Regions from separate parts of the Homo sapiens genome. Here region 1 is linked to region 2. Evidence: read pairs that join two places in POLR2A ChIA-PET (ENCODE). Cell type or tissue: PC-9. All regions are shown on one strand.

Evidence for each region. ChIA-PET counts read pairs that join two places held together with the same protein. Peaks named below come from ENCODE experiments on the same cell type or tissue, not always from the same donor. Only the 100,000 strongest peaks of a DNase experiment are listed, where the experiment ranks them.
Region 1: POLR2A ChIA-PET joins it to region 2 with 7 read pairs; 3 of 35 experiments call an interaction of 5 or more read pairs at or near these places.

Annotation. Positions count from the first base shown.
Region 1 is chr15:41,151,545-41,156,544 of GRCh38, reverse strand. No RefSeq gene overlaps it. Among named protein-coding and RNA genes, the nearest start is that of INO80, 38 kb to the right of the region's middle. RefSeq lists an enhancer at 4,599-5,000. In PC-9, no CTCF peak of the experiment used is centred here; a DNase peak (open chromatin) is centred at 1,954; H3K27ac peaks cover 611 bases.
Region 2 is chr15:41,216,811-41,221,810 of GRCh38, reverse strand. It overlaps EXD1 (exonuclease 3'-5' domain containing 1), which reads left to right. Exons shown (of 12, transcript NM_001286441.2): 3 at 1,913-1,981; 4 at 4,657-4,714. Among named protein-coding and RNA genes, the nearest start is that of EXD1, 11 kb to the left of the region's middle. In PC-9, no CTCF peak of the experiment used is centred here; no DNase peak of the experiment used is centred here.

The sequences.
Region 1 (5,000 bases), 65 kb after region 2:
TTTTCCACTAACCACCTTTTTCTGCTCCAATATCAAGTCCAAGATAATACATTGTTAGCTACTCTTAATAGCGTATTTTATAAAACTTCATTTTTGGCTGGGCATGGTGGCTCACGCCTGTAATCCCAGCACTTTGGGAGGCCATGGCAGGTAGATCACCTGAGGTCAGGAGTTTGAGTCCAGCCTGGCCAATATGGTGTAACCCTGTCTCTACTAAAAATATAAAAAATTACCTGGGCATGGTGGCACGTGCCTGTAATCCCAGCTACTCAGGAGACTGAGGCAGGAGAATTGCTTGAACCCGGGAGGCGGAGGTTGCAGTGAGCCAAGATTGCACCACTGCCCTCCAGCCTGGGTGACAGAAAGAGACTCCATCTCAAAAAACAAAAACAAAAACAAAACAAAAGAAAACGAAAAAAACCCCACAGAACTTTCTAGTAATTCTAATTACTCTGTAGATTCATTAGTATTTTCTACATATACAATAATATTGGCTGAGGATGGTAGTTCCCGCCTGTAATCCCAGTAATGTCGGAGGCCAAGACAGGAGGATCACTTGAGCCCGGGAGTTTGAGACCAGCCTGGGCAACATAGCTAGACTCCACATCTAAAAATACATAAAAAATTAGCCGGTCATGGTAGCACACCCCTGTAGTCCCAGCTACTCAGGGGGCTAAGGTGGGAGGATCATTTGAGCCCAGGAAGTTGAGGTGGCAGTGAGCTGTGATCGTGCCAGTGCACTCAGCCCAGGATACAGAATGAGACCCTCTCTCACAAAAATATTTTTTTCCTCGGGAGGCTGAGGCAGGAGAATTGCTTGAATCCAGGATATGGAGATTGCAGTGAGCCAAGATCATGCCACTGCACTCCAGCCTGGGTGACAGAGTGAGACTCCATCTCAAAATATATATCTATATATTTTTTTTCAATTTTTTAAAATTAAATTTTAAAAGATTATGAGGCTAGGATTAGGAATATTCTTTTACAATATATAATAATCTGGTAAAAATGAATATACTGTGTAAAAGACATATCAGATTTATCATGCTGGGAGCCACTGCAGGTAACTCTCACTGTATCTGAAATTAACCAGTACTCAGAGTCTGTCTTCTTTGTACATATTCTCTGCTCCTAGTTTTTATCAGTTCTTTCTCATAAATTATTTCTCTTTTCCAAAGTACTTTTTTCTTGTCTTAGTTCAAGCATTTATCTCCTTATTTTTGTTTATTGGTTGGTTGGTTTGTCACTCAGTCTGGAGTACAGTGGCACAATCTTGGGTGAGCCACCACGCCCAGCCAATTAGACAGTTTTTATATTTAAGGCCTTATAATCTGAAAAACAAGATATGTAAAAATAAGTATTTTAATGGAATAGCTCTTGGATTCACATGCCGGGAGCTCCTAGTAAGGACCTTAGAATGGGGGAGACAGGTGGGGCGTGGTGGCTTATGCCTGTAACCCCAGCACTTTGAGAGACCGAGGCAGGTGGAACACGAGGCCAAGAGATGGAGATCATCCTGGCCAACATGGTGAAACACCGTATCTACTAAAAATACATAAATTAGCTGGGCGTGGTGGCGCGTGCCTGTAGTCCCAGCTACTCGGGAGGCTGAGGCAGGAGAATCACTTGAACCGGGGAAGCGGAGGTTGCAGTGAGCTGGGATTGCACCACTGCACTCCAGCCTGGCGACAGAGCAAGACTGTCAAAAAAAAAAAAAAGAATGTGGAAGTCTAGGATAAATCAGGGGATCTGGGAGGAAGCCCCATAATGGGGTCCTAAGAACATAATTTTGGGGTCAGTCTTTGAGGGCCCCAAAGAGAGGGGTCAGGATATGGGTGCAGGATTTGTCATCAGCAAAGATGCTGGCCACAAAGTAGAACAAGAAGGGTCATGTGAGTCAGTGTAAAGGATACTGCAGAAAGAGTCGGTTAGAAACTGTGTAAGGGGTCAGAGCTTCCGCTGAAAAGGCTCCAGGGCCAGGCTGCTGCCCTGAAAGGAAACTGGAATGACAGCCAGGGACCCAAGCTGGAAGTCTGTTGTTCAGACTGACTGTGTTTATTGCATAGGCAAACAGGAAGACTCAATTCAGTGTTTTTTTGTTTTGTTTGTTTTTTGTTTTTGAGATGGAGTTTCGCTCTTGTTCCCCAGGCTGGAGTGCAGTGGCACGATCTCAGCTCACTGCAACCTCCGCCTCCTGCGTTCAAGCGATTCTCCTGCCTCAGCCTCCCGAGTTGCTGGGATTACAGGCGCCCGCCACCACGCCCAGCTAATTTTTTGTATTTTTAATAGAGACGGGGTTTCACCATGTTGTTCAGGCTGGTCTTGAACTCCTGACCTCAGGTGATCTGCCCGCCTCGGCCTCCCAAAGTGCTGGGATTACTGGCGTGAGCCACCGTGCCTGGCCCTCAATTCAGTGTTTCTTCAGACATCCAACACTGTATACTCCAGGCCAAGGCAGCTGACTACATCCTCACTAAAGGGAAAAGAAAATAACTTACGCCAGGCAGCCAGGCATGGTGCCTAACGCCTGTAATCCCAGTACTTTGGGAGGCTGACGTGGGCAGACCACTTGAGTCCAGGAGTTTGAGACCAACCTGGGCAAAATGGAGAGACCCCATCTCTACAAAAATTAGCAGGGTGTGGTGGTGTACACCTGTGGTTACAGCTACTTGGGAGGCTGAGGTAGGAGGATCGCTTGAGCCCCAGGAAGTCCAGACTGCACTCCAGCCTGGGCAACAGAGTGAGACCCTGTCTCCGAGAGAGAGAGAGAAATGGTAGAAATTGTGGCAGGCAAGGTCCTCATTGCTTTGGTGCTAGTGGGGCCGACCTCTGTAGGTAGCAAACCGTCAGTGCTCAGAAATGTGGGTCCATGGAATATGCAGGAATCAGTTCACATCAGAATGTGATTTTTAGCCTAGACAACATAGTGAGACCCTGCCTCAACAACAACAAAAATTATTCAGGCGTGGTGGCACGTGCCTATAGTCCCTACTATTGGAGGAGGGCAGGGGTGCTAGGGCAGGAGAATTGCTTGAGCCCAGGAGTTGGAGGATGCAGTAAGCTATAATCTTGTCAGTGCATTTCAGCCTGATGGACGAGACAGCAAGACCCTGCCTTAACAAAGAGAAAGAAGGAATGTGATTTTTGCAAAAGAAAGGTACGTCTGGTTTGACAGAGGTTTAGCAAGAGAGAAACGGAATCAGGGAATGTTTCATGAAGGAGTAAGAATTTGAAAGGGCTTGAGATTAGTGGCATGCGCCTGTAATCCCAGCTACTTGGGAGGCTAAGACAGGAGAATCACTTTAACCCGGGAGGCGGAAGTTGCAGTGAGCCAAGATCGTGCTACTGCACTCCAGCCTGGGCGACAGAGTGAAACTCTGTCTCAAATATAAATAAGTTAATTAATTAAGGAATATTTTTAATGTATAAACATCCATATCTAATAGTTCAGGATTTCTTTTTAGGGTTTCACTAAAGTTTTTGGTTTCTAGATATCACGTAATTCTGTATACAAAATGTGCCAGAAAGGGTTATATTATTAGTAAAAAAAGATTAATAATTCTTTTAAACTTGATAATTAATTAGAAACATTTGGGTAATTTTTTCATAGTTAAAGCTCTTCGTCTTGATTAAAATAGGAAGTATTGTAAAAATGCATCAGCAGTTTGGCAATTCTTTTTTACATAGTTAAGTGTAGTGGTGCATCCGGAATTGGTGGGTTCTTGGTCTCACTGACTTCAAGAATGAAGCTGCGGACCCTCACAGTGAGTGTTATAGCTGTTAAAGCCCGCATGGCCAGAGTTTGTTCCTTCTGATGTTTGGATGTGTTCCGAGTTTCTTCCTTCTCGCGGGTTCGTAGTCTCGCTGGCTCAGAAGTGAAGCTGCAAACTTTCCTGGTGAGTGTTACAGCTCTTAAGGCGGCACGTCTGGAGTTGTTTATTCCTCCTGGGGGGGTTCGTGGTCTCGCTAGCTTCAGGAGCAAAGCTGCACACCTTCACAGTGAGTATTACAGCTCATAAGATCAGCGTGGACCCAAAGACTGAGAGTGAGCAACAGCAAGACATATCGCAAAGAACAAACCTCACACTACATGTAACGTGATCCGAGCGGGTTGCCATTACCGGCTCAGTCAGCCTGCTTTTATTCTCTTATCTGGCCCCACCCACATCCTGCTGATTGGTCCATTTTACAGAGAGCCGATTGGTCCATTTTGACAGGGTGCTGATTGGTGCATTTACAATCCCTGAGCTAGACACAAAAGTTCTCCACATCCCCACTAGATTAGCTAGATACAGTGTAGATTGTTGCATTCACAAACCCTGAGCTAGACACACGGTGCTGATTGGTGTGTTTACAAACCTTGAACTAGATACAGAGTGCCGATTGGTGTATTTACAATCCGTTAGCTAGACATAAAGGTTCTCCAAGTCCCCAACAGACTCAGGAGCCCAGCTGGCTTCACTCAGTGGATCCCCCACCGGGGCGCAGGTGGAGCTGCCTGCCAGTCCCGCGCCGTTCGCCCCCCACTCCTCAGGCCTTGGGTGGTTGATGGGACTGGGCGCCGTGGAGCAGGGGGCGGCGCTCCTCCGGGAGGCTCCCGCGGCACAGGAGCCCACGGAGTGGCAGGGAGGCTCAGGCGTGGCAGGCTGCAGGTCCCAAACCCTGCCCCGCGGGGAGGCAGCTAAGGCCTGGTGAGAAATTGAGCACAGCAGCTGCTGGCCCAGATGCTAAGCACCTCACTGCCCGAGGCGGCGGGGCCGGCTGGCCGCTCCGAGTGCGGGCTGGCGAGCCCATGCCCACCCAGAATTCAGGCTGGCCTGGAAGCACCGCGCACAGCCCCGGTTCCGGTTCCCGTAGGCGCCTCTCCCTCTACACCTCCGGGCAAGCTGAGGGAGCCGGCTTCGGCCTTGGCCAGCCCAGAAAGGGGCTCCCACAGTGCAGCGGGAGGCTGAAGGGCTCCTCAAGCGCGGCCAGAGTGGGCGCCAAGGCGGAGGAGGCGC
Region 2 (5,000 bases):
TGTTCTTAGTTGAAAATATGAGGGGAGCTGAGAAGAATAGTCCATGCTGGAGAAAAAATGAATGTCAGGACAACTAAGAAGTGGGTATGATCATTCAAAGAGAAGGAAAAAGGATGAGGGACAAAACTCTGGGGACCATCAATGTATGAGGGGCAAGCAGAAGTGTAGAGACAGCTAGGGAGACTGGAAGGAGCAAATCAGGGAGCCACTGTAACAGCAGTTATAAGAAAATGTATTGCCAGGCAGGGTGGCTCACACCTGTAATCCCACGACTTTTGGGAGGCTGAGGTGGAAGGATGGCTTGAGCCCAGGAGTTCGAGACCAGCCTGGGCAACATAGTGAGACCCAGTCTCTACCAAAAAAAAAAGAAAAATAGCCAGGCATGCTGGCACAAGCCTGCAGTCCCAACCACTTGGAAGGCTAAGGCAGGAGGATTGCTTAAACCCAGGTGTTCAAGGCTGCAGTGAGCTAGGATTGTGCCACTGCACTCTAGCCTGTGCAACAGAGTAAGACCCTATCTCAATTAAAAAAATAAAAAAGCATATTAAAATCACTGAGGCCTGAATTTAAATCCTGACTGTTTTTTGCTGGCAGTGGAAACTTGATCTAGTTATTCAAACTTTCTGAGCCTCAGAGTCCTCCATAATTGAGATAATAAAATACTTATTATGTTACTGGAAATTTGAGTATAGGGAAATAGCATGATGCCTGGCTCAGAGTGGGTACTCAATATGGTAGCTCTAGGTAGTTAATAGGAAAAGAACTAAACATGATGTCCTGTAACTAAAGAAGAAAGAAGAGGAGGCTGGGCACGGTGGCTTACACCTGTAATCCCAGTACTTTGGGAGGCTGAGGTGGGAGGATCACTTGAGGCCAGGAGTTAAAAAGAAATGAGAGAACAGTATTGTCGAAGGTTGCAGGAAAGTCAAGGAAGATAAGGTTGCAAAACATTTTTTTGGATGTGACAAATAAGTTGTTGGTGATCTTTGATCCTAGTAGGAATATATTCAGTGGAATAGTGAGGGTGGAACTCAATTATTTGGACTGCTGAGAGGTGTGGAAAAAGACAGCTGCTATGAACACTTCCATCTAGGAAAATGACAGCACATTGTGGACATGGCATCTAACCTTCTCCTAACTTCCTTATCTCCTCATAGGAGAGCCAGGATTTGGATCGTTGTCCTTGATAGTACTTTTGAGTGTGTAGCATAACATGAAGCAGGGTGTGGACACTAGAAGTTGTGGGCTGCCTTGGCCGGGTGCGGTGGCTCACACCTGTAATCCCAGCACTTTGGGAGGCTGAGGCAAGCGGATCACAAGGTCAGGAGATCGAGCCAATCCTGGCTAACACGGTGAAACCCCGTCTCTACTAAAATATAAAACGTGGTGGCTCGTGCCTGTAGTCCGAGCTACTCGGGAGGCTGAGGCAGGAGAATTGCTTGAACCTGGGAAGCGGAAGTTGCAGTGAGCCGAGATTGCGCTACTGCACTGCAGCCTACGTGACAGAACGAGACTCCATCTCAAAAAAAAAAAAAAGTTGCAGGCTGCCCTTAAATTTTTTTTCTGGAGTTAAGTGGAGTAAAAATAAATAGAAATATAATTAATAGATAGTTCTTAACCCCAAAGGCCTTAGAATATTCTCAGGAGAATTTTAAATTCAGTGTACTATCCTTTTTAGTTTCTCCTGGACCTTAATGGGGTTTCCCTTGTTTTTTTATACTACTTGTTTAAAGGTCGTAGCTTTGTCATTTATTATTGACTCTTCATTCCTTGGGGGAAGATTTGGATATTTTTTTGGAGTTTTTTTTTTTTTAAATACAACTCAGACTTGGGAAATTTTGAGAGGCATCATATTTTCTTAGAGTTTTAGGAAAATATTTTAATTAACTGAATGAATTGTTTTCTGTAACAGTGAAGAATGTGGAGACAGGTCGAAGTGTCCCAGGAGTGAAGTTGTTTTTTGGGCATGAGATTGTGAATGGTGAGACCCCCATGTTCCTTGAAAATGCTAGTACTGAGATTTCATTCCAATATTTGAAATTGTCTTGTCTTAATGTTGTGCTTATGGATTCTTAAAGTTGGTATTTGAGAATTGATCCTTCTTACTGCTTCTGTGGGTACTCTATGAGTAAAATAGTCTTATAGAATTATAATCATTTTGGTTTTATAATGTCAGGTGTGCTGGTGCTTATCACTACGGACTCGGACCAGCAGGCAGTTAGGAATGTGAACAGGAAGGGATTGTCTTGCTAAGCAAGCTACTTAAAATTCACAGTCCATTCACAATTCCTCATCCAAAACCTTGGGGCCAAATGTCTCAGAATCAAGAATTTTTCTGGAATTTTGGAAAAGGTAACGGAGTATATAGTGTTCATATTACATAACACCTCCAGAAAGTCTGGGCAGTCCTCTATATAATACAACACATTTCTCCAGAGAAATGGGTGGACAGTCATACTAAGTGGAATAAAATCGGACTATAAATAGCATATCTGGTCAAGTTTTGCCACCAAGAGTTACAACAAAATTTTGGTTTTCAGAGATTTTCGGATTTTGGAATGGCAGGAAGCAGCCTTATTCTTTATTTTTGCTAGCACAAACCATTTAGCAAGAGTAAGTACAATTGTTTGCCTGAAAGAGTAGCTGTAGAAGCTCATCAGTGTGCTTCATACATGTCAAGTAGGATAAGAGAAAGCAAGAAATGTTCTTGCTTTCAAGGACTCAGGAGGTTTCTGCTTCTGCCCTTTAAGGAGGAGTACAGATCAGGAGCTGGATAGAAGGGGTGGAGGAATGAGAGCTCTGGGACCTCTTAGGACTGTGCATCTCTCACTCTGGGGCAGATCTGAAGAAAGGAAAGGACTCCTGTAAATGAGAGTTTACTACTGCTTGAAAGATTGCTTTGGTTTGTGAGAAAACAAGCGTTTAGGAGGAAATGAAAATCTTACCAAATTAATGACTGCCAATCCAGAGCCACTTCAGGGAATACAAGTCTGGACAGCTACATATTTCTTTCTCATTGAGTATGCTGTCATGAACACTCTGTCCCTTGAATATTCTTTTATAATGGCAGGGATAGTAGTGGTAGTTGGAGTTCTTAATTGTGTTTTCACTATCAGCCTTTGAAGTGAAACAGAGCTCTGGATTGGAGAAAGCTAGGCTGTGAATGGGTTTGTAGAGAGAAGTGAAGGAATCACTGCTATCACCTCCCCAACTCAGGAGGCTGATGGCTGACCGGCTTTGTGATCTGTATGCACGGAATTCATTGCCTCCTAAATTCTTCTCCAGGGTTTGGCCTTCGTTCATACTTTTTTTTTTTTTTTTTTTGAGACGGATTCTTACTTTGTCGCTAAGGCTGGAGTGCAGTGGTATGATCTTGTCTCACTGCAACCTTTGCCTCTGGGTTTCAAGCAATTCTCCTGCATCATCCTCCCCAGGAGCTGGGATTACAGGTGTGTGCCACCACACCCAGCTAATTTTTTTGTATTTTTAGTAGAAACGGGGTTTCACCATGTTGTCTAGGTTGGTCTCAAACTCCTGACCTCAAATGATTCACCCCCCTCACCCTCCCAAAGTGCTGGGATTACAGGCGTGAGCCACTGCACCCAGCCCAATTGTTGTATTTTTTTAGTAGAGACACAGGGTTTCGCCATGTTGGCCAGGCTGGTCTCGAACTCCTGACCTCAGGTGATCTGCCTGCCTCAGCTTCCCAGAGTGCTGGGATTATAGGCTTTGCTCATAATTTTTAAGCTCAAAGGATAGTCATTTCTGTCTTTGTCCTGTGGCCCAATCAACCATGGAGGAGTTGTCCCCAAAAGTACCTTGGATAAGAATTGTCAAGATGAAGGATAATAATGGCTAATCAGCATTTTTCAGTCAATTTTACCTTTTCTCTGCTCCAGATTCAATACTTCTAGATAGTACAGAGAAAAGAGACTTTTGAAACATAGAGGCTTTTTGCTTGAAAAGTACCTAAACGAGGCCAGATGTGGTGGCTCACGCCTGTAATCCCAGCACTTAGGGAGGCTGAGGCGAGCGGATCAAGAGGTCAAGAGATTGAGACCAGCCTGGCCACAATGGTGAAACCCCGTCTCTACTAAAAATACAAAAGTTAGCTGTGTGTGGTGGCGCATGCCTGTAGTCCCAGGCATGGGACTTGGGAGGCTGAGGCAGGAGTATCACCTGAACCTGGGAGGCGGAGGTTACAGTGAGCTGAGGTCGCACCTCTGCACTCCAGCCTAGGCAACAGTGCGAGACTTCATCTCAAAAAAAAAAAAAAAAAAAGGAAAACCCTCAAACAGCACCCATGTGAAGGAAGGTGCATTAGGATTGGGATGGTGGGAAAGAAATCTCTAGAACTAACTTGAATGACCACAAAGGTACCCTAGAACAAAAAGGGTGAAGGGGATGTATAGAAATGTTCCTAATCCTTCTAAATAACCAAGAAGCTTTGTAGGGATAGAATACTGAGAGTCTTTGGTACTTTAGATGGTCTCTTCTGTTGTATTTATTGCTGGCCAGTAAAAGCCTCCGTGGACTAACATGTCATTTCCAATTATTGTTTGCAGTACATGGTTAAACTAGGGGTGTGTGGGTAGTGGAGTAGTTAATTGATTTCTGATTGGAAACTCTGTTGGAAGCCATTTGGTTATTTTACAGTGGAACTACTAGATGAAGTGGAACAAGGCTCAGTGAGAGCAAAAGCATCTTCTGTTAGGTAAGAAGGAATAATTTTCTTAATTATGATATTTTCCAAATGTGCACATTAGGGTAGAAAGCCTTAACTCTAATTCACCAGCTGCTTAATTCCTTGGCATAAGGAAATAGAAATGAGAAGAAATATATAGGTGTTTTCTTCCATTGTTAGATAGCGCCCTCAAGTCAATGTAAGCAGTGGATGAATGGGTCCTCTAGTTAATGAAGGACCACTGTCCTTAACGTTAATGTGTGGCAAAATCTGTTTTTGGTGTCAACAACAAAGAACAAGTTCACCCAAATATTGT